Regions from separate parts of the Homo sapiens genome. Here region 1 is linked to region 2. A link is a loop called in an ENCODE intact Hi-C map of the cell type or tissue named here. Cell type or tissue: OCI-LY7. All regions are shown on one strand. Links, peaks and the distances in the headings refer to the core of each region. The heading gives the core; the rest is flanking DNA. Region 1 overlaps GMDS (GDP-mannose 4,6-dehydratase). Region 2 overlaps GMDS (GDP-mannose 4,6-dehydratase).

Region 1 (16,173 bases), core at 4,391-12,390, 57 kb after region 2:
GAATCTGCAAATTGAAAGAATAGATAATATCCTAGAAAACTGATTCAGAATGATTAACACAAGACTAGGAGCTGTTCGATTTTATATTGTTTCTAGGGAAGAGAAACATTAACCCCAACCTGGAGTTTTTAGCTGTGTATTCCTGGCTAGAGTTAAAAGATAAAGGGCAAAACAAATTTTGACATTGCCTCTTTCTTTCAGTACATATGGTGTTGATATAGAATGATATGTTAGCAAAGAAAGAAGCAAGAGCTATATGGCTTTCTGGGTTGTGTTCTTTTATTTTTGGTCCTTTGATTAATTTATTATCTTTTTTTTTCTGTTCAGTAACGTCGTATCTTTAAAACGTCTAAAAGTCCCTTAATCTAAGGAATCCGTGTGACACAGCGTTTTTGCCCAGGAAGAAAATAGACATAGCCATAAGGCCAGACTTTGGTTTCACACTGTTTGTTTTTATTAGTATAGTTTTATTAATTAAAACTAACCCAAAGACCTAAGACCTACCTATGTGAATTCCACAAAGAATAAGGCTTGGCTGACCACAAAACTACTGGAGGTCCTGACTCAAACTAAATACCAGGCTGCCATCATGAAAACAGCTACTAAATAATGTTTAGAGATGAAACGCATGTGAATGGGTACACACTGGGCATCCTTTCTCTGGAACTTTAATTTCCATTTGTTCAAATTTCCATGATTTTTATTAGAGTTATTTCATACATGTTCTCCCCTGAAATGCGTATACATACATAAGTGTGTGTGTGTGTGTGTGCGCGCACACGCATGAGCGTGTGTGTGTGTGTAGTTTTAAGGTTTTTGTGACAGTAGCACGTAAAGCACAAAAGCACCAGGGTGAAAAAGTAACAGTCAAATAGACATAGTTAAACATAACCTTCATTAACAAATCTTGTTATTCATGGATGCCAGCTCAGTTAATAAGTGTTTGTGGCTTGGATACTGAACTGGAGGTTAACGTCGAGGTGGAAGCAATTGTAGAATCCAGATTTTTAAGACAAACACACATCCCACCACAGAAGGCATGCACGGAATCAGGTGTAGTCAGTCGGCTGTGGTGATGCACTTTGAGTGTTCTCCTTCATTGGTCCAGCTCTGAACAGCCACCAGAGCTGGCAGCTTCCCAAGCAGGGGAGTGGCCCTTCCTGAGCCTCCCAAACCACTTCTGCATCCACCCCTCAAATTACCAAATGGGAGACTGTGAGAGAGGAGTATTTTTATTTGACATTTTAAAATTTAAGTTTTGTAGGCTGGGAGCGGTGGCTCACACCTGTAATCTCAGCACTTTGGGAGGCTGAGGCCGGCAGATCACAAGGTCAGGAGTTCAAGACCAGCCTGACCAACATGGTGAAACCCCATCTCTACTAAAAATACAAAAATTAGCCGGGTATGGTGGCGCACAACTATAATCCCAGCTACTCGGGAGTCTGAGGCAGGAGAATCGCTTGAACCCGGGAGGCGGAGGTTGCAGTGAGCCGAGATTGTGCCACTGTACTCCAGCCTGGGCGACAGAGCAAGATTCTGTCTCAAAAAATAAATAAATAAATAAATAAATAAAACTAAAGTTTTATTTTTACTTCTCCAAATTGGATTTGTAGAACAGATAGATTAATTATATACTTACAGAAGAGTACGTGTCCAAATTTAAGTAATATTTATACCCATCTTGACTTGGCCATCAAAAGTCAATGGTCTGGAGTCAGATTTCCCTTGAACTTCATTTGCTTAAAAGCAAAATGAATGCAAGACATGATTTGAAAACTGCCCTGTTTTTTTGGCAATTAAGGGACATTTTTATGTTAAAGAATCTGAAGCCCTGGCACATTCCTTAACTGATTTGCTTTCCTCTCTGTGAGATGGATTAAAAAACAGGAGATTTTTTTCATGTGCACTGGTAATCAGGTCAGGACTGAAAGTAAATAAGTATTTGAGGAAGTGGACAAGTCAGTCACATCCTCAAAGGACACCAAAAGAATGCAGGAAGACTGTCTTTTTCCTCCTTCATTCCTTGAGAGACAAAGAGAGAAGACTGACCTCTAAAACATGTAACCTCAACACTGTTTCTCTAGTCAGAAGCCAAAGCTGGGTGGCGATTTGATCACAGAGTGTGGCCTGGCCATGTCATGGGTCATGTGGTCCAGCATGTGAACAGGAAGGTGAGAACGGGTGAACTTTTGCCTCAGTTGTGCCATCCATCAGGGAATCAATGGAGCACATCAACGTGTGCAGCTGTATAAGGAGGCGGATGGCTGCGTCCTTCTCACACAGGGGCCTTTGTCTCCTGGACATGATCTAGCATTACGACGGGATGCACTCAGCCTCGGCTTTGTGGTGAATTACTAACCCATTATCACACCAGAACACAGGATCATTTATCTTCTAATCCAGAGTGTCACCTGTTCTTCATTTACCAGTCAATAACCATTAATTATGCTCAGTGGAAATTTAAACAAAGCCCTATCCCTCTGTTGAAACCAGTAAACTATTCAGTAATAACAAATAAATCTGGAGTTGTATATCCTTTCTCTTCTCATTCCCAGACTGGAGTCTGGTACAATATGAACTTTAGAGGAAATGCCTAGAAATTGATAGGTCAAAGGCCACAGATAGTCTGATGGAGAAGAAAAGAGCAGATTCTTGGCTCTTGCTCTAGTAAAAGGAGAGGCCCTGACTGATCCCTAGATTCCTGCCGGGAACAAAACAAGCACCAGGGGACCCGGGCCGGTGTTTAAAGTGACCCACCAGTAGCCAACAGTCAAGTTTCTCCAAGTGATCCACCAGTAGCCAACAGTCAAGTTTCTCCAAGTGACCCACCAGTAGCCAACAGTCATGTTTCTCCAAGTGACCCACCAGTAGCCAACAGTCAAGTTTCTCCAAGTGACCCACCAGTAGCCAACAGTCATGTTTCTCCAAGTGACCCACCAGTAGCCAACAGTCAAGTTTCTCCTTTTACATTTTTAGCACGTCCTTGTCTTCTTTCACATGACTAAAAATAGGACTTTTTTGAGACCACTCTAACACAGCGGACTGTTTCTAAAGAAGTAAAATAAGCTGAGTGGCCCTGAAAGACCTATTTGAGATGTTATTTTTAGAATGGAAATTTGAGTCAAACACATTAAAGTGTATTTACCCCCTTACATCTAATCCCGCAGAAGAACGTTCAGATAGGAATTCTAGCCATAGGCATCATTTAATTTTTCCTAAAAATTCTGAAGGTATTTTGGCAAAAGCCAAAATAAGTTTCTGTGTGTGTGTGTGTGCACGTGTGCCTCTGTGTGTGTCCACGGGTACACTCGTGCGCCCACTTGGGTGAAGTGGGAGGCTCAGCTTAGTTGGGAAGCGGGCCAAAGGGCAGGCCCGATCCCGGTGAAGCCACCATACTGTGTGCATTGGAATTCATTCCAGTGGCTAGACTTGGGACCCTGGTCCGGGACCTAGAGAGAGGTCAGCATTCCCAGACAGATGAGGAGACAGGGTGTTCCAGGCCGCGGGAATTTCACTTGCAGGCACAGACCTACAAGGAGCAGCTGCTCACTAGGCCTCTGCTCGTGCACACAGGCCTTGGTGCCCCTTTCAGAAAGACACCTTGGGGAACTTCTTGACAAACGGTGCCGAGCCTGGGCTGTACTTCAGATCTCATTGCTCTCCTCAGCCCCCAGTGTTTAACAGTGTTCAGGGAGCTACCAAGCCATTGTAGACTCCATCTGCTTGTGTGGACTATCCCAAAACAGTGAACAACTTGTATTTCATGCCTTTTAAAAGCTCATGCTTTATCATTAGTAGTAGTAGTGGTAGTATAACATTTAAAAAGTCTTGTGGCTCAGTTCACCAACCATGATTTCTTAAGGCAAAATGAAATTGCAGGTATTCCATTAATGTGAACAAATATGTCTTCTCGCCAAGATAATTTCTTCCGTCAGTTACTTTATAGAATATCACTGACTTGAAACTATTACCATTGTCCCAACCAGCATGCCACATCTCCAAAGCATATAAAATAGACCAAAATCTTGTCTTCCATATGATTTAAAACAATCTTGTAATAGACCAAAAATACAAAAACATACACAGGAAATAACTTCAGGTAAAAGAGAAATTATTTTAAATTTTATTTTTTAGAAGTTTTCTACAAATTCCAATGAATAAAAAGGAAATTAAACTTTTTTGGTGGCATTTTCTAAGAGAAAATAGGCTGGCTCATTGATTTTAGCAACTTCTTGTTTTTGGCTTATCAAGGAACAACTTAGGGAGACGCAAACCAAACAGTTTTGTTTAAATTTTGCTGGAACGAGAGTTCAATGCACATATCATTGGAGGCTGTGTTATAATTAAGTCCTTACTGTTTTTACCTATTTTATTTTGAGAAGTGGGTGGAAGTGATGAAAAAATAGAGATTGATTTTTTTTTGTTTTGCTTCAACCTTTTTTGAAGAGACATATTCCTGTTGGATTCCTGCTACACTTATTTTTTTTTTTAAATCTTCATCTCCTATCTGTATTAAAAAAAAAAATCTTTAAGGTGCAATTGCGAGATACAGGAACTCCAGGCCTATCTGCTGTTGGTAAAAGCTAACCACGGGGAGCGGGGCTGCGCTGGTGCCACCAGTCAGTATCTTGGACATGCAGTGGCATTTTTGCCCACCAGACTCCTGGCTCCTACTGAGAAAGTGAACCTGTATAGACATCCATTTTTTTTTTTTTTTTTTGAGATGGAGTCTGGTTCTGTCGTCCAGGCTGGAGTGCAGTGGCGCGATCTCGGCTCCCTGCAAGCTCCGCCTCCCGGGTTCACGCCATTCTCCTGCCTCAGCCTCCCGAGTAGCTGGGACTACAGGCGCCCCCCACCACGCCCGGCTAATTTTTTTTGTATTTTTAGTAGAGACGGGGTTTCCCCGTGGTCTCGATCTCCTGACCTCGTGATCCACCCGCCTCGGCCTCCCAAAGTGCTGGGACGACAGGCGTGAGCCACCGCGCCCTGCTAGACATCCATTTTGATGTGGAAGTTGAGCCCCTGGCCTTGAAATGCTGCCTTATGAACCCATTAACTCTGGGATAAATGTTTTCATTGCCTCTCAGACAGCTTTTTTATAATAGTAGTACTCTCCATTACGTGGTTGTTTTTCCATTAATGATTCGCACTTACTTTGTTTTTTGACTAGTACCTTCTCAACTTTATTGTTCAAAAATTAAGTTCTACTTTTGAGGACAAATACCTGTCTTTAAATGGTTTTTTTCCTTGACTACTATCTATGATATGAAGAAAAATTAAACAGTGCTTTTAGAACTGCTCTTTTTGTAAATAATACCATAAAAAGGTTATTTGCCATAGACACTGCTTCACATCACATTCCTCTACGTTGTGGTCTGAGGACCTGCACTATGAGAATCACCTGGGATGTTAAGGATAAATATTCTGAGAGAGAATCTCCAGGCCTCTGAGCCCACCCCTCTACGGCTGCAGCCCTGGCATCCACACCAAGAAGTTCCTCATGTTATTCGGATACTCAGTAAAAGTTGGGAGCCATTGCTGTTGTGCTTAGAATATGCTATGAAATTCATGCTCATGTTCCAGCTGTCGATGTCCATATCTGATTATGTGCACTGGAAAACAATGTGTGGCCACTGAGTGTGACTTCAAAGTGAACTTGCCTCTCTTTCCCTCTAGGCTATGTGGTTGATGTTGCAGAATGATGAGCCGGAGGACTTCGTTATAGCTACTGGGGAGGTCCATAGTGTCCGGGAATTTGTCGAGAAATCATTCTTGCACATTGGAAAAACCATTGTGTAAGTATACCTGAGAAATGACTACTTGTAGCTCTCTGGCAGGTATGCACCTGAGCTTGCTGAAGCCTCGGTTCTGGCTGTCATCTTCCCCCTTCACTCTCCTGAAGAGCAATACAGAAAGTTTCAGTGTAGAGTGGGGCCTTTGCTCTGCTCTGCATCCAGCCCTACTTGTGTTATTTGTCAGATGTTGGTCAGCATCTAAACCAAGTTTTTCCACATTTCTTTCATCTTTCTTTTAAGATGTTTTTGGCCAGGCGCGGTGGTTCACGCCTGTAATCCCAGCACTTTGGGAAGCCGAGACAGGAGGATCATGAGGTCAGGAGTTCAAGACCAGCCTGACCAACATGGTGAAACCCCATCTCTACTACAACTACAAAAATTAGCTGGGCGTGGTGGTGCGCGCCTGTTATCCCAGCTACTCAGGAGGCTGAGGAAAGAGAACCGCTTGAACCCGGGAGGCAGAGATTGCAGTGAGCTGAGATCATGCCATTGCACTCCAGCCTGGGTGAAAGAGCAAGACTCCATCTCAAAAAAAAAAAAGAAAGATGTTTTTACTTTCATTTATTTTTAAATACTATTTTATTTTACTTTTTTTAGTTTTAAATGTTTTGTCTCAATATAAGCACCTTCTTTTTTTTTTTTTTTTTTTTTTTTTTGAGACAGAGTCTTGCTCTGTTGCTCAGGCTGGAGTGCAGTGGTGCGATCTTGGCTCACTGCAACCTCCACCTCCCAGGTTCAAGCAATTCTCCTGCCTCAGCCTCCCAAGTAGCTGGGATTACAGGCATGCCCCACCATGCCCAGCTAATTTTTGTATTTTTAGTAGAGATGGGGTTTCATTGTGTTGACCAGGCTAGTCTTCGAACTCCTGACCTCAGGTGATCCACCCGCCTTGGCCTCCCAAAGTGCTGGGATTACAGGCATGAACCACCACGCCTGGCCAAAAACATCTTAAAAGAAAGATGAAAGAAATTTGGAAAATTTTCCAAATTTCTTTCATCATGTTATGTGAAAGAAGCCAGACACAGAATGACAAGTACTGAATGATATCACTCCTGTGAAATCTAAAGAAAGATGATAGAGAAGCAGAGAGTAGAATGGTGCTTACCAGAAGCTGAGGAAGGGATGGGTGGAAAGAGGCTGGGGAGAGAATGGTAAATGGGTACAAAGTAACAATAAGATAGGAGAAATAAGTTCTGGTATTCTGTTGTACAATAGGGTGTCTAAGGTTAACAATACCTATTGTATATGTCAAAATAGCTGGAAGAGAGAATTTTTAATGTTGTCACCAGAAAGAAATATGTGCATGAGCTGATAGAGATACACTAACTACCCTGAATGGATCATTATACAACATATACATGTGTCAAAATATCAAAATGTACCCCATAAATGTGTACAATTATAATGTGTCAATTAAAATTTTAAAAACAAAAATAAGAACACTCAGAAAAAGAGATACTGCCCAATTATTTTGTGAACATTTTGTCTCAATATACTTCCAATTTTATGAAAAATATTGACAATTCGTGGCCAAGAGTTACATAAATTTGTTTTGCATGAAAACTTTGTGCAGGAAACTAATGACATTAATTATAGAAAATTAAGGCAAAAATAAGATCTTTTTCAAATTTTACGTATAATATGGGGAGTTGGAAAATAGCATATAGATAGGAAGCAAGAAGATATAAAATAATCTTTGAAGTGTAATTTGGTTATGTTGATTCTTTTGGCCTTCTATTTTATTTTTTAAAGAAGATACCTCATTTTTCAAAAAAAAAAATTGGCCTTCTTCTCTTGTGGACTGAAAAATGCATTGTTGGATTGATTATGTTTGGAATTGAGGGTTTTTTTATACTTTTCAAATATAAAATTTATGTTGCTTCTAAGTAACCCTCCTTTTTTTTTTTTTTTGAGACGGAGTCTCACTCTGTCCCCCAGGCTGGAGTGCAGTGGCACGATCTTGGCTCACTACAACCTCCGCCTTCTGGGTTCCAGTGATTCTCCTGCCTCAGCCTCCCAAGTAGCTGGGATTACAGGCATGGACCACCACGCCCATCTAATTTTTGTATTTTTAGTAGAGACGGGGTTTTACCATATTGGCCAGGCTGGTCTCAAACTCCTGACCTCAAGTGATCCGCCCACCTCGGCTTCCCAAAGTGCTGGGATTACAGGCATGAGCCACCGCACCTGGCCCAAAAATTTTAATTAAAACGTATAGTTTAGCAGAAATTAATATCTGCCACTCTCATTAATTACTTTTTTTAATAACTCTCTAACATATTTTAACAAATTTATATTGTATATGTGAATAACACAGATTATACTTAAACAAGTTTAATGAGAAAAATAAGATGTAAGCATAACATCTTATTCTTTAAAAAATATGTGCACTTTTGTTTATGTTCTCTGTAGGAATCAAACATGACATTTTATTATTAGGAGTGTCCTGTTATGCTCCAAAAGTTGCGAAGGATGATACGCATGAATTATTTTTTAAATGTGTGAAGTATCTATGCTAATAAAGGCTTAAGCATAGTGAAACTGTTTAGTACTATATTAGGAAAGGGAGAAAAGTGAATGGACTTTCCCAGCAGTCAGAGTTCTTCTGTTTTTCAGGAACTGAAACTGAACTCAGAGTAGCCTTAGGTACCTGGTGCTCCTTCAGGGCCCCTCTGCTTCTTGGCTCCAGTGCCCTGGGATGTTGCCTCCATCCCTCAGCTGCTCCCCATGGCAGAGGGCAGTCTAGACTGCCTTTCTGGGGACACAGCCTCACACAGTCAAAAGAGGAATAGAACCTTTAAGAACAATCCACCTAGAAAAATCCTGAGGAAGGACTGTGGCTGGCCCTTGTGGGTCCTGCAGTTATCCCTAGACCTGTCGCTGTGGCCAGCGTGGGACTGGATCCCAGGCCTTGGCCTGTTTTCAGGGTGTGAGGATTCTGGGATGAGCAGCCCCACTGAAAGTCCACTGTTTGAATGCGGGGGAGCAGGGTCTTCCCCTATAGCAGGATGCTATTGCAGAAGAACGGCAGGATGTGCTCCAAGACAGACAGAGACAGCCCATGCTCACCGCGGCACGCAGGGAGTGGTTAGGGCGAGCCTGGAGGCATGCCAGGAGCCGCACCCCTACTGTGTTTAATTTCCAGGGCTGGGGCACTATTGCACTGAGAAGGAAACTGAGGCACAGTGCAGTTCAGTGCTCTCCCCAGGTCACACAGCAAGGGAGTAGCAGAGCCAGGGTCTGAAATGAGTATGTTGTGACCCAAGACGCTCCTCTTTCCTTTATGTGCACTTTTTATCCTTCTTGTTCATATGCTGTCAAAAAAAACTTTGTGATAGGATATTTGCAGTGAACACAGACCCAGGTCTTCATGCCTGTGGGCATCGTCTCCTTCCCAGGTTATCCTCAGTGCTCTCAACAGCTGACGGTGCTCTGTAAATACTTAATTAAGCACAAGTGGATATCCCAAAAGCCAGCTTATCCAGAAAGTCCTCCCAGAAACACCCACTGTCATCCTGATTTCCGCAGATTTCATGGTTAGCCTTATTCCCTCTCATATGGTGGGGACAGCTTGAGGGAAACCACCATGCTTCCTCCCTAGAGGCTTGTTGGAGCTGTCCAGCTAAGGATGAGGAGGATCTGCATTCAGCCGAGAACATGGAGAGGGAGAGGAGCGATTGATTTGAGTCTTAGAATCAGCGGGATTTGGTGAACAGCCAGATGTAGAGGGTGAAGGACAGCCAAGCTCTCTAGTCTCATTAGCATTGCCATTAATTAAGCTAGAAAGCTTTCTGCTAGCTCAGAGTTCTACTTGTTGTGCTTTGTGTCCTTGCCTCATATTACATGAGGCTGTACCGTATCAGACACACCAATCAGCATCTGGAACATTCTCACTTTTGCTATTCTAAGCTCTGCTGTCTCTTCCCATTTTTGTTATCGTTTTTAAAATTTATCCGTTGTAATGTTCTCCGAAAAGGCTTGACACGTGTCGCCATCTGTATATTTAGAATCGACACAGATATTTCCTCTTGAAGTCTTTGACATCACTTGAGTAATTTGAATAATTTTTGTTTTGCATTTATTAGAAAATAGCACATTAATTTGAGTTTGGGTTAGTAGAAGATATTCGGGGAAGCAGATCAGTACCACATGCAGTCCTGATAAAATGTAAGGTAACGTTTTAAATTCTTACACAGTCATTTGTATTGAGAAAGGCAGCCTTATGACAACTGCTTTCTTTTGATAGCATCTGTGTGTGTGTATGTGTGTGTGTATGTGTGTATATGTGTGTGTGTATGTGTCTGTGTGTGTGTATGTGTATCTGTGTGTGTATGTGTGTATGGGTGTGTGGTGTGTGTGTATATGTGTGGTGTGTATGTGTGTGGTGTGTGTGTGGTATGTGTGTATGTGTGTGGTGTATGTGGTGTGTGTGTGTGGTGTGTGTATGTGTGTATGTGTGTCTGTGTGTGTGGTGTGTTTGTGGTGTGTGTGTATGTGTGTGTATGTATGTGTGTATCTGTGTATGTGTGTGTGGTGTGTATGTATCTGTGTGTGGTGTGTGGTGTGTATGTGTGTGGGGTTGCGTGTGTATGTATGTGTGTATGTGTGCATATCTGTGCGCGTATCTGTGTGTGTGGTGTGTCTTTGTGGTGTGTGTGTATGTGTGTGTATGTATGTGTGTATGTATGTGTATCTGTGTGTGTGGTGTGTGTGTATGTGTATGTGTATGTGTGTGTGTGTTTGTGGTGTGTCTTTGTGGTGTGTGCGTGTGTGTGTATGTATGTGTGTATGTATATCTGTGTGTGTGGTGTGTGTATGTGTATGTATGTGTGCGTGTGTATCTGTGTGTGTGTTTGTGGTGTGTGTGGTGTGTGTATGTGTGTGTATTTTTGTGTGTGTGGTGTGTGTGTGTATCTGTGTGTGTGGTGTGTATGTGTGTGTATCTCTGTGTGTGTGTGTGTGTGTGTTTGTGTGTGTGTGGAGCACATTGCATTGTTGGGGCTCTTTTTAGTGCTGTGTTTTGTTTTTCCTTTCACATCAACTTACCACTAAGTATGTAGTGTGAAAAGGAAACACTTTTCTCCTACAATTAAGATGATAGTAGGATAACCCAAACAGGCAAATACTTGTCTTGACTAATTTTCTGTCATTAATCTTGTTAAATTTTGAGAAGAGAGTTGTAAGAGTACCCTACAACCAGGTGAGAACCAACATCTGCTGCTTGTTGTCGTTGTGGGAGGTGGGTAATGTTTCAGACATGGAAAGTGTTATTGTAGTCTGTGGTACTGAATTTACATTTTCAGTAAAAGTAACAAGGGCAACATTGTTATACATCAGAAAAGAAACCCATTTCTAAAATCCTCCTGGCAGAGGTAACAAGCTGTTTTGTGCTCATGCACCTTGCTCCCTTCATTTGACACTGTTTCCTGATGGATGGGATTTCTGGACCCTGGGTCCTAAGCTTCATGAAGCCTCTGGAGGCCGATCTTGAAGACAGCTCCTGAGAAGGAAGGCCTGGCAGCAGGTTCCAGGGGGTGGATCCTGCAGCCAGTGTAGCTACTGTAATGCATTCCTCGGGAATTTGCAGAGCTTGGGACTGTCAAACTCACTGTGGGAGAGCACATCCCTCCACTCAGTCAGTTGTTGGTGATGAACAGAACTCTCATGTAATGAGCCATACTTCTAAGGGTTCTATGTAGGGGCAAAGTCAGGAGAAGGAAACTCACTGCAGCTCTGTATTATTCCCTAACCTTTCAATGTGGTGTGTTTAGACCAGCCACCGTTGATCCCTGAGATAGATTTAACTCCCACCTCAGCAGCTTGCCAAAGCTTCTTTTGATGTCCATGCTGTGACCAGGTGGAGTAAAATCTGTGACACTGAGTGATGGAAATATAACTCACCTTCATTCATCGTCACTCAAAATCCCCATTAGAGCTAGAAAAAGCAGTCATGCTGAGAAAACCTGCGTAGAGTCCCATGAGAACTTTCTGGAGAGACTCTAAAGGGACTCACACCTTCAAGAGTATTCACATTATATTTGGTCATCATAAAGAGGTTGGACTTTTCATATAAGCTTCAAGTTACCATTTAAATGAGGTCTTCTTCTCTTTTTCTTCTCGCTTTCTTCCTCTCTGTCTCTCTACCTCCCTCCTGGAAATCTGAATCCTACTATCATTTATGTTTCTGAACTTCTAAGATGCTTAGATTTTTAACCCTTAAAAAACAAAATACTACAACATAAGGTGATGTTGTAGTGCCTTTGTTGGAGCAACAGACTTTTGAATTATTGGCACCTGCAAGATCTAAATAGAGCCCTGATGTCATGCTGGGCTGTGGGTCTGAGGCAACCCTCATTTCATTTCATAGGCAGTTGATGCAATTCACCAGGTCGCGGGCCCATTTTCCTTCTTAACTAAGGGTCTGTTAGATCCTCAAAATAACTGCTGCCTTCATAAGTACCTAAACAGCTGGCACAGCACCTCACACCTCTTAGGTGCTCTATAAATGTGTTATTTGCTCATCTAATTTCCTCTCAATGCCAAACTAATCAAAGAGAATTGAAAGAGATTTCCTAGCCCTGGAGAAATATAGACTCTAATTGGGTGTCAATTAATAAGAACACATTATTTACAAATATCTGTGCAAATATGAAGACATTGTGCAAATTTATTATATTGATACTGAAGTAATAGCCTCACAATCATGATTGGAGTTATGTTTGCAGAAAGTTAGATGTAAGCTGGACCTTGTCCAGATTGGGAGATACGGATGATAGGAAGGAGGAAGACATTCCAGGTGGGTGGGAGGGCATGAGAAAAGGCATGGAGGCAGGAGCTAGTGCATTGTGTGTGGGCACTGGGTAAGCTGATGAGCGAGGGTGGAACAGCCTGGCCACACTGGGCTCGTCAAATGCCTGCTCCTACAGTTCCGTCTGCTTCTCCTGGCCACTTCCCACTCATTCTTCAGGTCTTAGCTTAGGCATCCTCCCTCTGACCAACACCCTGCCTCCACCTAGTCTGTGCTAGGTGCCTACCTCCTGGCTCTGACAGCACCCTGGCTCTCTGCCATCATTCCCTCACAAGACTGTGGTGGCCATAGACTGCAGGCTCCTTAAGGACAGAGACATGTCTAGCTTCCACATACCCGTGTCCTTAGCAACTGGCTTAGCTTACTGGCTGGCACCTAGCGGGTGCTTGGTGAAGATTTGTGGGGATGGGAGGAAGGGAGATGGATAGACACAGTCGTGTAGGTGAAAGAGGTGCAGATGCAGATGGCCCAGAACAGTGGCAGCGACTCTGGGGGTACTTGGGCACTGGTCGTTTTGGCACACCTACTCACTGTGGCCCCTCAGGAAGCCTCTGTAAGTTTTGCTTCCCCCACACAGCAGAAGCTCCATCCTTATCCACTGGGGGTGGCTAATATGCCCCAGTTGGGTAAATATAAATGAAGCAGGCAGCTGGAGCGCATTTAATGAGCTGTGCGAGGTAGCGTGGACACGCTGAGGCTCTTTGAAATGCTAGCTCTGCGTCAGAAGATCTGTTCACTGTCATTTTCACAGCCGAGGAGAGCCATCTCTGGTCTTGTCTTCTTGTTACCATTATCATTATTATTATTTGATCTCTTCAGCTACCCTCAGTAGCACCACCTCGCAAGGCTTTTTCTGTTGAATTCATCTTCCTAGTCTGACTTCCTAGGGATGAAGCATAAGAAAAGGCTGTTTAGAGGGGAGCCTCCCTATTAAGTAATTTCTCAGTCCTACTGCTAAAAAGAAGAAAGCAAGGGAAGTATTGACCAGCTGACCACTCTTACTGAAATTAATGTTTGAGGAGGCCTCCCCACAAAAATGGCCATGCCCTTTTGAGAGGGCACCACACCTTTCTGGCTCAGACCACGTGAAACAGGTGTTGTCTGGGCCCAGGGTGGGGCAGCCCAGAAGCCTGGCTTGGCAGTCTTGGCTCCAGCACCCCTTCCCCACGTGCCATCTGTAAATTGTTCAGCCCTGTGAATTTGTGTTCTTCCATTTATGCACTGCAGATGATGGTACTTGCCTGCCTCTTGGCATATGAATTCAGCAAGTGACATTCATAAGGGCCCCACGATAGAGAAATCACAGAATAGATGTAGGCGTTAATCTTAAGAAGTGCCTTCTACATGAACAGCTGTATAATGGATTTAAATTTCACATTTTTTGTGGTAGATGGTTATTCCTTAACTACAACATAACACCTGGGCTGAGTACTGCCAGAAGCCCCTTACTTAGAATAATTATCATAAATAAGATGGAAGAATTCTAGGCATGGATGGAGGCTAACCAGCCTCCATTTCAGTAGCAATGCAAGAGGCCATACACAGCTAAGGTTCTCATAGATCCAGGGTTCACCGTTTACACTAGCGCTGTATTTTAAATGTTAGAGTGCTCTGTGATTAAAGCAGTGCTTCCCAAGCATAAAAACGGCACCCGCCCTCCTTTCCCCTGTCCCACTAGCAGGTCGCCCCGATGCCCCTTGGAAGAGTGCCTCCTCCTGGCCTATGGCCTCAGCCCTTCTGCCTGCTCAAGAGGCTCAGGCTGCCGCTCAGCCTCCCCACTCAGCCCTGGCCCTCTTTTTTTTTTTTTAAGACAAGAGTCTCACTCTGTCGCCCTGGCTGGAGTGCAGTAGCACGATCTCGGCTCACCGCAACCTCTGCCCCCCAGGTTCAAGCAATCCTCCCACCTCTGCCTCACAAGTACTTGGGACAATGGGTGCACACCACCACCAGGCCCAGCTGGGACAATAGGTGCACACCACCAGGCCCAGCTAATTTTTGTATTTGGAGACCTAACATGGTTTCACCATGTTGCCCCGACTAGTCTCAAGCTCGTGGCCTCAAGTGATCCGCCTGCCTCGGCTTCCCAAAGTACTGGGATTACAGGCATGAGCCACTGCATCTGGCCTCTGGCCCTCCTTTGAGGCTCCCTCTCGTCTTTTATAGAGGCCCCTTCAGAATCGGGGTCCCTCCAGTCACTGCCTGGCCTCTCTCTCCCCCTGTTCTGCCAAAAGGCATCAAGGAGCCACCTCCACACACAGCCTCACCCCATCCATTCAGCTCCCGACACCCTATCCAAGTAGCTTTCTCTGATGTGCCCAGGGCCCTGCTTGAGTCCCTGCATCCTCCTGACATCTGCCCATCATCACAGTTTGGCAGTGCTGACCGCCCTCCTCCCTGGGCTGCTGAGGTCGCATACTTCACCTTGGCCTGCCTCTTCCCAGGGTTGCCTGCTCTGTCTTCTCTGCAGATTTCATCTGCCCACCCTGTTAGTGGCTTCTGTGGTGGTGCAGGATCTGGAATGTTGATGGAGCCAAAGATGTCATCCCCTCCCCATCCAGAGGCAGGGTGACAGGGGAATCCTGTAAGGAAGTGCTGGGTCTGTAGCGGAGCTAGTGTGACAGAATACCCATCTCTGGGGCAGAGCTCAGGCTGGGGTGTGCTGAGGCCCATCTTCTTCGTTGCAGTCTCGCTTTCTCTGCAACGTAGAGGGGCCTGCGGGGAGGGGGTTTGTCACTCACATCTGCTACTTACAAAGCTCACATTTGTAATTCTTTTTTCCCTTCTTTATTAGATGTTTTTGTCCAGTTACCCCAGCACCCTAGTCCTCTAATCATTCTACAGGAGTTCTCACAAATCCCTGCTGTCTCCTACCCCTGCTTCCTCCCTGCCCATTTCCCTGGCTAAGCCCATCTGCTAGGGAATGTTCTGTGCTCTGCTGTTTGGGGTGCTCTGTGGGCCCTTTCCGACATACAGAAATGTTTGTTGTTCTGCTGTGGTACACTGTCTTATTTAAAGATAATTATTTGTTTCTGGAAATTCTATTGTACTGTATTACAATTATTTTGGCATTTATCTCCATGTTTCCAAATAACATGTCGTTACTGATTTTGCCCTTCTGGGACTTATCTGTCGGCCTCCTCTTATTCAAAACAAGAGTTTTGCCCTCTTCTTCTCCCCTTGACCCATCCCTCCGTTCTCTTAATACTCAATTGTTATGTTTTAATTTTGGAGTCAAGTCAATATTTAGTGCTACATTACCATGACTGACGAATGCTATGCATTCCAGTAAACCACATGTATTTTATCTTTTTTTATTTTTATTTGTTTATTTGTTGAGACGGAGCCTCGCTCTGTCACCAGGCTGGAGTGCAGTGGTGCGATCTGGGCTCACTGCAACCTCCGCCTCCTGGGTTCAAGCGATTCTCCTGCCTCAGCCTCCCGAGTAGCTGGGACTACAGGTGCCCGCCACCACGCCTGGCTCATTTTTTGTATTTTTAGTAGAGACAGGGTTTCACCATGTTGGCCAGGATGGTCTTGAACTCCAGACCTTGTGATCCACATGCCTCGGCC
Region 2 (16,173 bases), core at 4,177-12,176:
TGTTACTGAAGAGAGACCCATCAGCTCCAAAAATGAAATAAAGCAGGTGGGAAAGTTCACACTCTGTTATAGATGGTAAGATAGCTGTCTTCATTTCTTTTTGAAATAGAAAGCCACTCAACTTCTTTAGAAGGTTGGCTACAGGATACTTAGAGACCAAGGTTTTTCCTCGAACGAAGGCATTAATTCTTTTGAAGCCCTTGGAAATACATTCCATTGAGAGCTTAGTGTTCTATGCCTTAAAGTTTGGCAGAGATGACTTTAGCCTAAAAAATATTAAGGGTAATATAGTTCAGCTGCCATTGAAAATGAGCGTATGATGTTAAAGAATTTTAGAAAATCACAAAATAGAATAAACACATTTCTGCCATGTAAAAAAAAAACCTATTGATAAGGATTCGAAGTGAGTTTTTAATAAATTTTTAGAATTTTCTGTTTGCTGGCTTCTTTCTATAAAGTTAATGTATAATGAAGTTCTATAATTTTAAATGAAAGCATATACAATTCATGACACATAGGAGATCTGAGTGTTCTGTGGTAGTGAATCTGCTGAGGCCCAGCACGCACTGCAGTTCTGATTCACTGGCAAAATTAGCAATAAAGCCAACAGTTTTACCCAGAATCCCAACAGTGGGGAAGAAAAAAGCAGAGAGGAGAAGTGGAGGTGGCAGACGCCACAGTTACCAGTGGTGGAGATGAGCCTCAGGGATGGCCGGGGTGCGCCACATGGGCATCTGCCCGCTGGCCAGCCGTGAGTTCAGACTGACGGGAAATGCATGGCTTCCACGGCCTCTTTAGAACCAAGCTGGTGTGCACAAGGGGAACTCGCCACGTAGCAGTGAGGACTGGCAAACTGCACAGAGAGCTTTTATTGTTCTTGCTTCTTTAGAGCAAATGAATTTACAAATCAAATTGACCATAAAGCATTTAAAGAATGAAGACAAAAAGGAAACAGCGCATCTTATTAAAAACAAAAACAACGACAAATTAATGGTTAAAGTTTCGCCTTGAATTTGAGCAGTCACCTTATGCTTAGAATCTGTTTTCTTGTGGTGAACAGCCAAGTTTTACCTTCTCTTTTATTGAAACCCCTAGGATTTTGGCACTTCTTTCAAAATGTGTATTAAAACTCAGAGACACTAAATCATACCTGTGAGCTTAAAGCAGCAAAAATAATTTACTGACCTTATTCACCCCTTCAGTTGCAGCAAACTCTTTACTGTATATTTCCTGTACCCCAAGCAAGTGGAGAGTCCATTTTTTACTTCTGAACCTCTCCTCCACTCTCTCCCACCTCATTTCCCCTCAGTGTAACCAAATATTTTCAGCAACTAGAGGCCCAAACAATCTTGTTAACTTAAAAGTTTTCCTGCAGATTTATTGACCCAGCAGAGTTAAACAGGGTAAGTGTTGATCAACACCTCTCAGGTATTTCTTTAATTATTGGCCTGGCATCTCTAGAGCCTAATAAAAATTTGTAATGTGAGTTTGTAATAAAGTAACTATTATATTTATTTATTTATTTATTTATTTGGGGACGGGAAGGGAGCATTTTGGTTTTTCTAAAGGGGAGCCTCCACCTTTTGCCATAAATTGTAGCTGTAGCCTTGATAATACTGTGGTTGAACAATAAGGTCTCAAGGGCTGCTCGCTGAAAGAGATTAAACTGTAATTAAACTACACTATGAGTAAGGAGAGACGGAAAAAAGAAAAAAAAAATTGTGGTTTTCATAAAGCAGAAAAGAAATACATTGACTGGTGTTTACAGCCCAGAGACGTTTTTTGCCTTCTCGACTGCAAAACAGTCTTATTTTTAGCCAGCCAGGGTTTTGCAAGAATGCCGTATCAATCCCACATTTCTGTTCTTTGAAATAATTGCACCAAGCTGGTCCCAAATCAGCAGTAACTAACTGAAAAGCAGGAGGGAAACATTTCTCAAACATACAGTGCCGATGAAATTTGCCATAACACTATGAGTTATGTCGGCTGCCTGCATGAGGTTCCACATAATGGGAAAAAAGAATTTAACTAGATCTTAATTGAACATGCAGCTACATAATATCCTTTTGTTTAGGCTCAAAAATGGATTTTTTTAAACCTCCTTATCAGCGCAGCTATTAAATATTGTGGCTCTCCAGCTATCAGTCTCCGATCAGCACAGTTAGTGCATTTTACCTTCCAAGGAAGTGCACTTTGAGCCAGCTGGAGCACAAGAAATGTAGGAGCTGGAGAAAGTCGTAATTGAAACAGGCGACTGCTTCAGTACAGACAGGAAATAAAAGGAAGACTGGCCCTCCAATGGATTAAATTAGATGTTTCAAATTCAGACAGTATCAGGAAAAAGAAGACTTATGTTAGAGGGGGAAAAAGGTAACAGTAAGTTCATTCAGCGGAGCGCCCCCTCCTCCCCGCATAACACATGTTTTTGCTGGAATCTTACTGTGCCGCCCTGTAGGGCAGACTCGCCCAGGCCTACCTCCTGCCGAACAACAGCGGAGCAGGTCCCTGTGTTAATGTCACACTATCCTTTCTCTCCTGCCTGCCCTCTCCCTTTCAGAGGCCTTTGGTATTCTATTTCCATAAATTAGGCGTGAAATTATGTTGGGCTGAGGATACATGATTTCAGCTGTTTTATAGTTGGAAAGGAAAATCTTTTAGACCTAAAGCAAAAACATTTTTTTAAATATACTTCCTGCCTTATTAGTTTGAGATATGCCTATTATAGAAAATGCTTGCTGTGTAGAAACTTTATTATTTTTTTTGGTCTCACAGATTGCTGTCTTGTCCTTCAGTTCAAGTAATATTGATTGAGTAACGACTATAGGCAAGATCCCAGACTAACTGGTGTCTGCAAAATTGTACATTCATTAGGACAGTATTAATTTATGGGAAATGTAAATTCTCAAATGAAGACTTGTACCTCTGTTGAAATATTTGAAGAAGCTGATTTTATTTTACATTGGAATAATCTACTGAAACTTTCAACATTTTTTCACTTTAGGTGGTACTGCATCTCCGTTTTTCTATTTAGGCAAATATGGCCTTTATTAAGTACAATTTGCTTAAATATCCAACTCCCAATTTTGTTACTGGCAATGCCTGAGACAGTGGCTTTTAAGGTCAGTGGCTATTTCAACATTATAGTGTCCAGTGCCGTTTTTATTCGGGGTGGGAGGGTAGCATTAGATGAAGTCTTTCTCTGAGATGTAAATAAATAAACCACAAAATTCAACAAGCTAAAAATTACTGTGGTTCTTCTTTGTCCCCTCATGAAAGCTGATAAAGTTGAACAGTATAGCAAGTGGACAGAATTCCAACTTTCAAGCTTGAAAATGCCTTTCTTTTCTACCCTCTATGGCCCTCTGTGTGCGGAAAACATAGTCTTGGAAAAATGTGGGGCTTGTGCCCGGGGCTGCCCGCCAGAGCCAGGCCTCATTTGCTCAGGTGTGCTCACCGTTTTAGCTTCTTGAATTAAGCCCTGGGAAAATTCCTGTGCAAACATCTGCTCCCTTTGCCCTGCCTCTCCGACGGGAGTGAGGTGGGGTGGGGAATGCATCATGTGAGTGGGTTTTGCATGGAAAATGTTGCGGGTTGCCTCCACTCCAGCTGGACAGCTTTATACAGCTATAAACCTTTACTGCTGTATTAAGGTTCTATTCAAAGGGTATGAATCTCTGATATTCATGGTCCAACAAAACTGTTACTAATTACTTATCTACTGAATAGCTACCAGGATTGGCAGCTTGAATAACAATCACAAAAATCTGTGTACTCATTATTCTCCAACAAGGCAAGATTCTCATTCCTGTAAGGAGCATAGCTTGCTTTTTTGAAAACTCATGAACAAACTGGAAATGTCTACTTGTGCCCCCTTCCTCAAGAGGCCACCTTGCATAGCTTCCTCACAGAATATTTCTCTGTTCCTGAAAGGTAATTTCGGTGCAGGTCTCATAGAATAAGCACATTTTACAGCTCTGGGCAGGCTATTCTAGTCACAGGTCCTCATGGTCCGGGCTCCAGGGAGCACCTGGAAGCAGATTGTATCCCCCGAGTGTCACTTTTCAGGAGCAGGGATGAAGTGGCAGCTGCCTGCTGCAGAGATCTGTCACATTCACTACCCTGAAACAGGACACACTCTTCAAGAATCACCAATAACCAGAGTTCGCTCCTCCAGCAGTTCTTCCCAGAAGTTTACTCAGCACCTTGACATCTTTTGGTGTGACTCCATTCTTGGAGGTCCAGACCCACCTCTGTGCTTTCAGATGCAGAATCACATCCACTTCTTGCAGCTGTTTGCTGTGCTGTGCCTGCTTCACCCAGGGCTAAGGAGCTGATGATAACTGTGCAGTGCTCTGAAGAAATAGATGTCTAATCCCAGCACTTTGGGAGGCTGAGGCAGGCAGATCACTGAGGTCAGGAGTTCAAGACCAGCCTGGCCATTATGGTGAAACCCCATCTCTGCTTAAAAAAAAAAAAAGAAAGAAAGAAAAAGAAAAAGAAAAATTAATTGGGCATGGTGGCTCATTCCTGTAGTCCCACCTACTCAGGAGGCTGAGGCAGGAGAAACACTTGAACCCAGGAGGCGGAGGTTGCAGTGAGCTGAGATCACACCACTGCCCTCCAGCCTGGGTGACAGAGCTAGACTCCATCTCAAAAAAAGAAAAGAAAAGAAATGGTTGTGAGTAGGAGTCATAAGAACATTCTGCTGGCCTTTTATAGATGTCTAACCCTCCTGAGAAAGGTTGGTGTTACTATCCACTTTTTACAAATTAGTAAACTGAGACTTAAAGAGTTGAAGAAGCTCACCAATATCAATACAACCTGTGTTTGGAGTTGCTAGGGTTCACAACCAGAGTTCTCAGAATCGGAAGCTTCTTTATTTCCATATATCATGTTACTTAAACTAGACCTTATTCACCTTGGAAACCTAAATTTTATTTCAGGAGACCTTGTCGAGAAGGAAGAATTTCAGAGGCCAACCACCATATGGGCATCATCAAGCAGCCCTAGTCAAGGTGGGAGGAAGGAAGGGAAGGCTGGCCTCCTCTTCCCCTGGCCTCCTGCTCTCTTCCCTTACTGCAAAGCTCTGAATCACTGAGACCATTGCAGCTAGCTGGGATTTTAATTTTTTTTAAAAAAAGACATTAAGGTATGAATGACCTACTATCTTAACCCTTGGAGAGTCTGTTAATCTAAACAAATCTCCAACCGATATAAATGTGTGAGGAGGTATTTGAAGTAGTGGTTGAGTTTTCTTGTGTGTTCAGAGAGGGAGTCCCAAAATTAGTGTATCTAGGAACAAAGTACGCAGTTTGTTTCGTAGGCTGTAACCCTGAAATCAACAATGTGTGTTAGTGGCAACATACAGCATTAAATGGGTAGCATATGCATATATCAAGAGTCATCTTCTCTGGAGTCTCCCTCCAGTTTTAATTCTCCCTCCCTCCCCAGCCCCTCAGCCAATTTCTCTTGATTTCCTTGCTTTGCCTTCCTTCTTTCCTGACTTCTGTTATTCTAGAATGTGACTAGAAAGTAGGGAAGGAAAAGCACAGCCCTATTTTCTCGTCTTCTTTCACCTATTTCGATAATAATGAAGACCTTCAGACTTAAAAGTATATCTTGATCACAGTTTTCCCATTTAAAAATTATTCCCATCAGAGGTATCACAACTTGAAAAAGAAAACTAGACCAAAGGCAGGTGGCTGGGAGTCAAAAGGCACCGTGTTGCCAAGGCTTGAGCTTTCTTAGATATATGCCATCCACTCCAGCATATCATCGTTAGAGATTAAATCCATAATAAATTGGATGTTTTAAAGAGACTGTTTTTTATTATCTGAACATTGAGGGGAAAAGAAGGAGGGAGCGGGGGACTCTTTGCCAGCGGGAAGCACAGAACTAGCTGCCTCCCCTCACCACCCGCACCCTCCACCCTCGTCACGGCCAGTTCTCCACTCTTACTCCACCTCCAGCCCAGATCCCTGGCTCCAGTCCCTTCCCTCGCTAATCTTTGACCTACACGATATCCTAGGGATCGGTAGGAGTAAAGGTTTGAAAGTTCCTATTTGAAAACAAGTCTTAGTGATCAAAATGCCTCTTTGCTGGCTGGTGAAGTATGGACCAGGCCCAGAACACCCTATGTTTGACAGAAGTAAGTTGGGGGATTTTTAAGTTATTTGTGTTCCAGTACTTTCCATAAGGAAGAAGTATGTTTTGAAGCAAGCAAGATACAGGTTTGTGTTGCCACCAGTGTGTCATAGCCTGCAGTTCACACACCCGGTGTAGGTGTCAACAAAGCTGTCTCGTATTCTCCAACAGTATGCGATGCCAAAACCAGAAAATGGGATCTGATTGCAAGGGAGGCACTGGCAAAACAGAACTTTACAGTGCTCGGTTCTGTTTGACATTTAGGGGACATTCGCTTGGAGGACTCCCAAACAAGTAATACGCCAAGAGAAGGGATGGCTTCTGCCTTCTCTTGGAGATTCAGCGGGTGGCTGGCTTTAGGCAGAATTACAGAGCCTTCTGATCCAAAGGAGCCTCACGCTTCTACCTCCACATGGGCCTCACTCACATTCCAGCTACGAGAAAGCCTGGATGCTCTTCCAGACCCACCCACACAAAAGGTTTGCACAAGACTCAGTGGTTCTACAGGTTCTGCTCTTATCTGAGAACTAAGTACAGAAACAGTTTCTTAATATTTCTTTAAAAATCTGGTTTCTTTTAAAATTATCCACTACAGTGACTTATATGAAAATCATACCACAGTGTGGAGTTGCATCTTGCAATGATAGCTTTTAAATTCTTAAAACTTTTAAGACAGGAGTGTGTGTGTGTGTGTGTGTGTGTGTGTGTGTGTGTGTGTGTGTGTGCTCTGTAATTAGAAGTAAATTTATACATCAAAATTTAAGCAAGGTTGTTCTTCAGAGTGCAGTCACAGTTAATGAAATTTCTAGAACTTTGGAATGAGTGCTTTTCTGAAGCTGGTACAAACTGAGATCGAAACCAAAACTGGAAAAATGTGAAAACTTTGTGTCCTTTGACTCCTTTGTTCAAGAATTGCAGGAAGATGTTTTCCAGGAGTACTTTTGAATATATAAAACCAGGAAATAACTATGTGACATTCCTAGCATTAGAACTGAAAAATGAGTCAGAGACAAAACTGAAACAAACAGAGACATCAAAGTGTCTGTTATCAAAGTGCAGATGCCTTGACTTGTTAGCAAACCTGTCCTGGTATATGCCAAGGCATGGGATCTGGTAATTATAGAGGACACTCCAAGCTGTGCCCATTGGGGTCCACAAATGCACACCTTCCCTTGTATTTATGTGAATGGTGTCCCTTGGAACATAATTTCTGAGCTTCCTGGGTTCAGATACCGGCTCTGCCACACATCCTAGCTGTGAAATGCTGGCCAAGTCTATTAAGTTCTTTCTGCCTCAGTTTCTCTCTATGTAAAATGAAGATAATATTCATACTTACCTCATAGGATTCCAGTGGGAAATTAAACACATTAATGTGTGTAGCTTTGGACTGTGACTATTTTAAAATGTTAGTAACTCTGATGATGATGATAGTACTGACATATACTTGCCACTGTGCTTTTCATTGTACAAATCAAAACATCACAAAACACTTACTTGAGAGGAGCTTTCAGTTTCATAGAAAGTCAGCATAGGTGGACACAAGTCTATTAAAATATTTATGACCTAAGCTCAAGAAGGAAGTGAGAGAGTTCTTTTTACCTTTTTAACATGTGGAGTTTACCAGATACACCTGTGCTTATAGCAGGCCAGCTATAACATTTAAATGACAATTTTTCCACTGACTGGGGGGTGGGGACGCTTTCATGACAAAACTGTTTCACCTCAGATCATCAAGCATTAGAGTTTCATAAGGAGTGTGCCACCTGGATCCCTCGCACGTGCAGTTCACAGTAGGGTTCACGCTCCTGTGAGAATCTGATGCCTTGGCTAATCTGTCAGGAGGCAGAGCTCAGGCAGTAATGCTCGCTTGCAGGCTGCTCACCTCCTGCTTTGCGGCCCAGTTCCTAACAGGCCATATACTGGTACTGGTCCCTGGCCTGGGGTTTAGGGATCCCTGCTTGAGCACACAGCAGTCATGATCTAAGGATCATTTGTTGGGCATATAGTAACACCATTCTTCCTACATTTTTGAGCCATTTGAATAAACATTCCTCACTGAATCAGATCACTTTTTTACTGACTTACTGTAAGGGAATGGGTAAAGCATCTGATGAGCGTATCAAACATCACTACAGTTTGAAGGAGCTACATCTTTCCTAAGTGCAGAGGAAGGAAGAAGCTTGTTCTCTGCTTCCTCAAGTTTTTCGCTACTAAAACAAAGTGAGCATTTGAATGGAAAACACAGCAAATTAATATTTTATGATTGTTATTTTTAACTGAAGCGAGAGGGTCAGTGAATTATTATGTTGCTAATGGAGCAAGTGTATGTAGAAGTTCAATATTAGAAGATTGAAATAAATTTTGAGGGTTGTGATTTGAAGTCATATTATCCCAAGGAAATTTTCCAAAACAGCATCAAATCTGAGCTCCCAAACATGACTTGATCATTATGAGCATTTGGGGAGCTTTATAAAATTAGAGTTTCCTGGGCCCCTCTCCAGTATACCTAATTGCAGTCTGCAGGCGTGAGGCCTGAGAATTTGTATTTTTTAAAAGTGCCACAAGGGTCTGAAAATACACTAAGAGTAGTCTATAACCTGGACCAGCTTCACTTTTTATCCTATTTTTTGAAGATCTATCATACTGAAAAATGACAAGTTTCATACTTTTTCTTACATAGATTTTTTTTCCTACATGTCTTCCTGCCTAAGATTTAATGACTACAGATCCCAGATCTCGGTAAGCCTACAAGGAGGAACTATGAGGCTGGGTGGACTTCCAGAGCCAGCATTCCAGGATCTCTTCCCCAGAGCCCTGTCCACAGTTCACAGCTGCAGAGCCCTCCAGGTCCTGTGGGGTTGTTGAATAGAGAAGCATACACAACCCTGTGCTTACATGGGGAGAAGAACTCTTTCCGCTGAAGCCACACCTCTGGTTACCACTTTCTCTTCCGATACAGGCATCCTGCTAATTTGGTGGAGTTTGTAGAGAGAAGAGAACTGGCCAGTCCCCGCCTTCCCCCCATCTCTGGCCTCACTGTTTATTGGGTCACTGTGACTATGCAGATTATATATTTCGGATAAATTATTAGCATTCATCTGAGTGCTTATTTAGGGTCCTGTTGCAAATGTTTCTTGAATATTTTAAAATTAAGGAGATGTTTAAATTGAGTACACTGAAATGTGGATGACTGTTAATGTGAATGAACTGCTTTCAGAATAAGAACATTTATTTACAAGTTCTTTAAATTGCAAAGCTTATTATACCATTGAAGCATTTCATGTGAACTTTCTGTTTTGAACTAATCTTTAAATTTTATTTGCATTCAAAGCATATTTCCTCCTGATTTGCCCATTTCTCATTGTTTGATTATCATTTTAAAATCTGTAATGTTTCATTCACCTTTTAATTTTTCCCCAATAAGGAAATACAGTTTATGAGGCACGCATAGATACTCTTCCTAATAAATGATTTAAGAGAAATATATGCATATATGCATCATATATCTGTATGTATATATACAGATATATGGGAAAAGGGATGAATATTCAGAAGGAAGATCAGTAGACTCCACACAGTCATTTTAGCCATTAGACTAGTGTTGTATGCATTAGTGTAATTTTGATGCCTTGTGGGTTTTAGATATAACTGGGAATTCCTTAAAAAACAAAAAATCTGTACCTCAGAGTCTTTGGTAGCATGTAGAAGTCTATGTATGAAAATACATTCATTTTTGATGATGATGATGATTGTTATTATTTTTGAGACGGAGTCTGACTGTGTCACCTTGGCAAGAGTGCAGTAGTGCTGTCTCAGCTCACTGTAACCTCTGCCTCCCGGACTCAAGTGATCCTCCCACCTCAGCCTCCAGAGTAGCTGGGACTACAGGCATGCGCCACCATGCCTGGCTAATTTTTGTGTTTTTGTTTTTGTTTTGTAGAGATGGGGCTTCGCTATGTTTCCCAGGCTGGTCTCAAACTCCTGGGCTCAAGTAATCACCCACCCCACCTCAGCCTCCCAAAGTGCTGGGATTACAGGGGTGAGCCACCGCACCTTGACCCCAGCCTCATTTTAGATTACTTAGGATATCATCGTCCAGGTGCAGTGGCTCACCCCTGTAAATTAACTTTTAAATACATTTAATCTAGAATGGACCATCTGTCTCCTTTTCAGAGGTTCCATATGATTTTTATATATTTGGGATAAGAATGACGTGTCCCGAATAGTACACATATAAAGGTCTTGTCAGGAAATGTATATAGCTCTCAATCAATCTATAAAATGATTTGGGTACCATTGTTAATATCCAGAGTTGAGAGGAAGTTTTGAAAATGATATTTAATCATTCCTTCAACCCAACAGTGTTAACCCTACTGTGTTATGAAGTCAAACTGAGGCCAAATTCTCTAAGGCTAGTACATTTTCTGCAGCTTCTCAGTACCAGATTTGACCTCAGATTCTGTCCCTAGACATAGAACATTCCATGGTTTCGACCACCAACCAAACACCCAGCTTTCTATATAATGCCGTAGTTTCCTTTCCCTGTGATTTTTGCTGATATACATGTGTCTTTGTTTATTTAAATGTTTTGTACCACCTCAGTGGTTTATATATGGTGCTGCAATTTTCCAAGTATTTTTTTTTTTGCCTCAGTGAAGTTATTTTAGAGAATATCTTAGATTAATAAATCTTTGGATTAGAGTAGACATACGTAAATGGGATTTGGAATGCAATTATTTAACTGGAAATCTTCATGGGTTTATCATAAAAGGAGAAAGAACCCTCTAGGTGTTGATAGGGCATTGGAAAAGTGGCCAGTAAATTCATTTCAAAATGTTAGGATAAACTCCTCAGATAGATCCAAACATTATATTTTGTTGTTTCTTTTTTCTCATCCTCCTGGGATAATCATTCACTGACCCAATCTTTGTTTAGAAGTATCCGTCTTCATCCCCTGTTCACTTAAAATGAAGTTATTCCCACGTAAGTGTGTAAAGCCCTTTCCATCATTCCACTTCTACCATTATTGGCGACTCTGTCCTATAGACCTAAGCACATTATATTTTAAACTGAGTACAAACATTTCTTCATTTTTGGCAATAAGCTGGTCAAACTTTCTGTTTTTTTAAAATCTTAGACATTTGGGAGAAGCACTGAGATGTGAGATACACTGGCAGGGAATTTGTGTTTCTCCAGGAATACTAAGCAAAATGAGAAACCCAGAATTCCAGGTGACCATAAAATTGCAGAGAATGAAGGAAAAGGGTAGTAATTTTCCTCTACGTGGCTTTTGACTTCCTTTGGCATTTTAAAGTAGGAAGATGAGCTGCCTTCACAATAAACTATATGTATCACCTCTGTACACAAGGTACTCCAGTCTCCACCTGCGGTGGCTCAGAAACATCCAGGTGTCCTGGAGTTGATGACATTCGCTGACATAAAAGCAGACTCATCAAGTCCATGGACATCTTAAAGATCATAAGTCAGATTTTTGTTCATGAACTTCTTGAAAGAGGTCATTTAAGGTTTCCCACCCTGGTTCAGGCCTACTTTAAGGGGAAATGGAATTTATAAGTTTATCTGAATTTCTTGTAAACTGTTCTGAAGTGAGCTGGAACTCTTAAGCTCATGTTAACCTCTATCTCTATCCCTAGAACAGATTCATAGGCTCCTAAAGCCGTCCTGGAGTAGAGAAGTACCTCACAAATGCATAGTCATTTTATCATGGGTTCTGAGACTATCATAGAACACAGGACATTGGGGAATGTATCATGACCCAGGAAACTGCCCCACAGTGCCCCTGGAGGAAACCTGAAGAAGTCGTTTGTTGAAACTAGAAGAGATCACTATTGCAGTGAGTGTAGATAGGGAAAGGGCATCAAGAAAGGGGTGAAGATGAGATACATGGGGATTAGAGGATATACTGAAGAGTGAAAACGTCTAATAAGAATTTCATAGTGAGAGATGGAAAATATAAGGAAATTATCATATGAATATGTGAAGAAAATTTCCCAGAGCAGAATGTAATTCTTGAGATTGTAAAGGCTGTGTAATTGTCCAGCTCAGTGGATGAACAAAGACCCACACCAAATACTGTTATTGTCATATTTCAGCATTGGAGTTAAAAAGAAGATCATAAAACTTCCAGAAGTACAGATTTCAGACACATGATCAGGAGTAAATTTGGCATTCTATCAATATTGGAATAAGAAGCCAGTAGAGCAAAACCACCCTCTAAATTTTGGAAATGACTTTTAATTTGAAATTCTAAACCAAGTCAAGGTATTACAGATATTTTCAAACACATATCATTTTTAATGTAATTATCCTCCATGTACTTTTCTGAGAAAGCTATTGGTAGATATACTCTACCAAAACAAGGGAATACATCAAGAAAGGTGAAGGTGTAGTATTCAGGAATAGTTGCAGGAGATCCAACACAGAGAGAGAAGGGAATTCTCAGGATGACAGCAAAGGAAGTCCCAAGCAGACAACAGTAGCTGGTCTAGGTGAAACGATCAGTATCGAAGGTGAAACAAACTGGATTGAACACTGATCCCTTCAAGAGAGATGTTTCCAGGAGAAGAGTATAAAGGAAGCAGTAGGTTCTCTGACAGGTTTGAAGGTATGAAAAATTACATTGGCATGTGTGTTATAGAAAGTTGGAGAGTGTGAGAAAATGATATATAAGGAAAACTAATCCGAGGAAAAAAAAAAAACTAACAGTTAAGCCTGGTGGGGAAAGGGGATGGGTTTTTAAAGAAAGGAATGAAATCATGTTATACTAGTTGACTCTGAAGAAAATAATATTTATATAGAAACTAATAATTGCTACTATGAATATAGACTTAACCAAAAATTGAGAAGTAATTATAGAGGGGAAGTGAGTTTAAAAGTATATAAATATGCTAAAAATTCTGTAGTGCTGTAATAAGTCAGTAGTTAATTCCTCAAATACATCGATCAGGAGATAACAGAATAGACACATCATTTGGCAAACTATAAGTATTGAAAGGGGACTCTGAAGAGTCTGGCAAGGTGGGAGGAGCAAGAAACAAGAGATTTCTGTTTTTTATTATCAGTCTCATCAATATTTGACTTTCTATATTACTTATATATGCTATTTTGATTAGATTAAAAATTCATTAAAAAATGTGTCATTTGGCTGTATATTATAAACAGTAGTAAAGTTTAAAAATATATTCAGGTTTAATCTTTCCTAAAAACACCAAAATGCACGTTGTATTCTAGGAACAGGAAATAATATGTTAATTCCACTTAGGAGGAAGGGAACAAACCATACTTGTTTCTTATTTTTTCTGATTTTACAAAACCAGTGACTTAAAACAACACTGCTGTGGACTGAATTGTGTCTCCCCAAAATTCATATGTTGAAGCCGTAACTCCTAATGTGATCGTATTTGGAGATGTGGCCTTTGGGAGATCACTAGGTTTAGATGAGTTCAAGAGGCCAGGGCTTCATAATGGGATTAGTGTCCTTATAAGAAGAGGAAGAGACATCAGAGCTCTCCCCCAGCCCACCACGGTTGAGAACACAGTGAGAATGCAGCCACCATCTATAAGCTAGGAAGAGCATCCTCACTAGAAAAAGACCATGCTGGTAGTGTGATCTCAGAAGTATAGCCTCCAGGACTGTGAAAAAATAAATTTCTGTGTTTAAGCGCCCAGTACAAGGTAGTTTGTATTGGCAGCCCAAGCAAACTGAGACAAACACAAATTATCATCTTACAGTTCTGGAATCAGAAGTCCAAATGAGTGTTATAGTCAAGGTATCTAGCAAAGCTACATCCCTTCCAGAGGCTCTGGGGGAGAATCTGTTTCCTTGCCTTTTCCAGTTTCTAGAGGCCACCTGCATTTCTTGGCTTGTGGCTCTCTCCAGTGCCTACAAAGTACATTCTCTGTCCTTTGCTTCCATCATCACTTACCTTCTCTGTCTTCTGACCTTTTGCCTTGTAGCCCTTTGATGACATTGGGTCCACCTAGACAGCCGGGATCACTCCCCAACTCAGCATTCTCTTAATCACATCTGTGAAGACCATCTTGCCATGTGAGGTAACATAGTCACTGATTAGGAGTTAGGGCATGAACATCTTTGGGAGGCATTACTCAGCCTACCACAAGAGGTAAAGCAGGCAGCAGCAGAACTTCTTCACACTTAATCCCTAAGTATCACGATTGTTGTCAATGAACTGGCATTCACTGAAGACCACATATTCCTCGGTACATGTGGATATAAATGAAAATTCAAATCATACAATTATATATAGCTACTATAGAAAAACATATATACTATACAAAAACGATATATACTATATATAACCGCTATAGAAAAACTATAGAAAACCTCGATATGTTGGAAAATTTGGAAACTTCATGTAAAATTTGCCTCATGAAATTTTTATCTGCTTGTTTCCTTTAAAACAGGTAGGTAAGCCAACAGCAGCTACGAGTTTAGGTGCTAGAGTCAAAGAGTTTTAAAAGCCAACTTCACTTTCTGTGTGAATCTGAACAAGTTACTCAGCCTCTCTACATTTCACTTTTGCTTCTTTATAAAATAAAGAAAATAGTAGTGTCTGCCCTACTGGGCTGTGGTAAGACCATGCCTAACTCCCATGGAGACTTTGGAGGCATTCAGTAATTGTGAGCTCTTATTATTATTATTGCTAATTATTGGCTCATCTTCTTTTTGAGAAGAGGGGCTTGTCTAATAAGCCCTAAATGCTGAAAATTTCTTTCTGAGCTGTCATACTGGAGTGTGACCATTTATTTCTGGATTTCTCACCAAGTGAGTAGGATTGATAAGATTGTTGACAGAAAGAGTGAGGTTTTCGGGATGACTCTGAAAATGTGAGAAGCAGTTCATCAAAAATAATAAGAACTTTCATAGCAATAAATGCAATGTCATATATTTAGGAACAGAAAAATGTATCTTTATGAATACGAGATGGGGAAAGACTGATAGAATATACCAGAGTGGATCACAAATGATAGAGGCTCATAAATATAAGTGTGATATTATTTAAACAGATATGCCACTTCTTTAAATGCTAGCATAATATTTAGCTATGCTACCAGCAGTAAGATACAATTAGAAAGTAATTTTAGGCTGGGTGTGGTGGCTCACACCCACAATCCCATCACTGGGAGGCTGAGGTGGAAGGACCACATGAACCCAGGAGTTCAGGACTATCCTGGGCAACATAGTGAGACCCCATCTCTACAAAAAAAATACACAAAAATTAGCCAAGTGTGGTGGCATGCACCTGTAGTCCCAGCTACTAGGGAGGCTAAGGTGGGAGGATTGCTTGAGCCTGGGAGGTCGAGACTGCAGGGAGCCGTGATCGCACCACTGTGCTCCAGCCTGGGTAACAGAGCAAGAGCCTGTCAGGAAAAAAAAAAAAAAAAAAAAGAAAAAAGAAAAAGAAAAAATAATTTTTTGTCAAGTTCTATCTAACTTATATAATAAAGAATTTGGCCTTTGTCCTGATTCCTAGGAGGGAGACTACATCCTTGGCATTTCCTAAGTAATAGGAGCGTCTCTGTAATTCATGGTGGGCCCCTGTATGGTTTCAGGGTGGGGGCTGGCCAAGCTAGATAAGCCAACCATGGGCTTAGAGAGTCAGGGCCTTGAGCCAAGTGAGGTCAGCATACGGCCAGTGGTTCAGTCAGTCATGACTATGTAATGAAACCTCAATAGAAACCCTGGGCAGTGCAGCTTCTGGGTAGTGAACACGTTGATGTAATAAGGGGGTGATGCATCTTGAGCACATGGAAGCTTTGCCTTTGGGGCCCTTCCAGACCGTCCCCTGCTGTCCCTTCATTTGGCTGGTCCTGAGTTGTATCCTTTCTAATAACACTGTCATTACATGACTATTGTGTCCTGAGTTCTGTGAGTCATCCTAGCAAATTATGAAACTTAAGGTGGAGACCCCTCAGGTTTATAACCAGTTGGTTATAAGTGCAGGTGACCTGGGGACCCGCAAACCGGGGCTGGTGCCCGAAGTGAGG

The links. Hi-C counts contacts between places; a loop is a spot of excess contacts. Peaks named below come from ENCODE experiments on the same cell type or tissue, not always from the same donor. Only the 100,000 strongest peaks of a DNase experiment are listed, where the experiment ranks them.
Region 1: a loop joins it to region 2, with 8 times the contacts of the local background. A loop is called at or near these places in 2 of 110 quality-filtered maps.

What each region holds. Positions count from the first base shown.
Region 1 is chr6:1,732,090-1,748,262 of GRCh38, reverse strand. It overlaps GMDS (GDP-mannose 4,6-dehydratase), which reads left to right. Exons shown (of 11, transcript NM_001500.4): 8 at 5,677-5,795. Among named protein-coding and RNA genes, the nearest start is that of FOXC1, 130 kb to the right of the region's middle. RefSeq lists an enhancer at 8,258-8,597. In OCI-LY7, for the core only: no CTCF peak of the experiment used is centred there; DNase peaks (open chromatin) are centred at 8,402, 8,842 and 12,172; H3K4me3 peaks cover 2,129 bases; H3K27ac peaks cover 3,657 bases.
Region 2 is chr6:1,788,934-1,805,106 of GRCh38, reverse strand. The region is part of intron 7 of GMDS (GDP-mannose 4,6-dehydratase); the gene reads left to right. Among named protein-coding and RNA genes, the nearest start is that of FOXC1, 190 kb to the right of the region's middle. RefSeq lists an enhancer at 7,723-7,902. In OCI-LY7, for the core only: CTCF peaks have their summits at 11,741 and 11,944; DNase peaks (open chromatin) are centred at 7,826 and 11,946.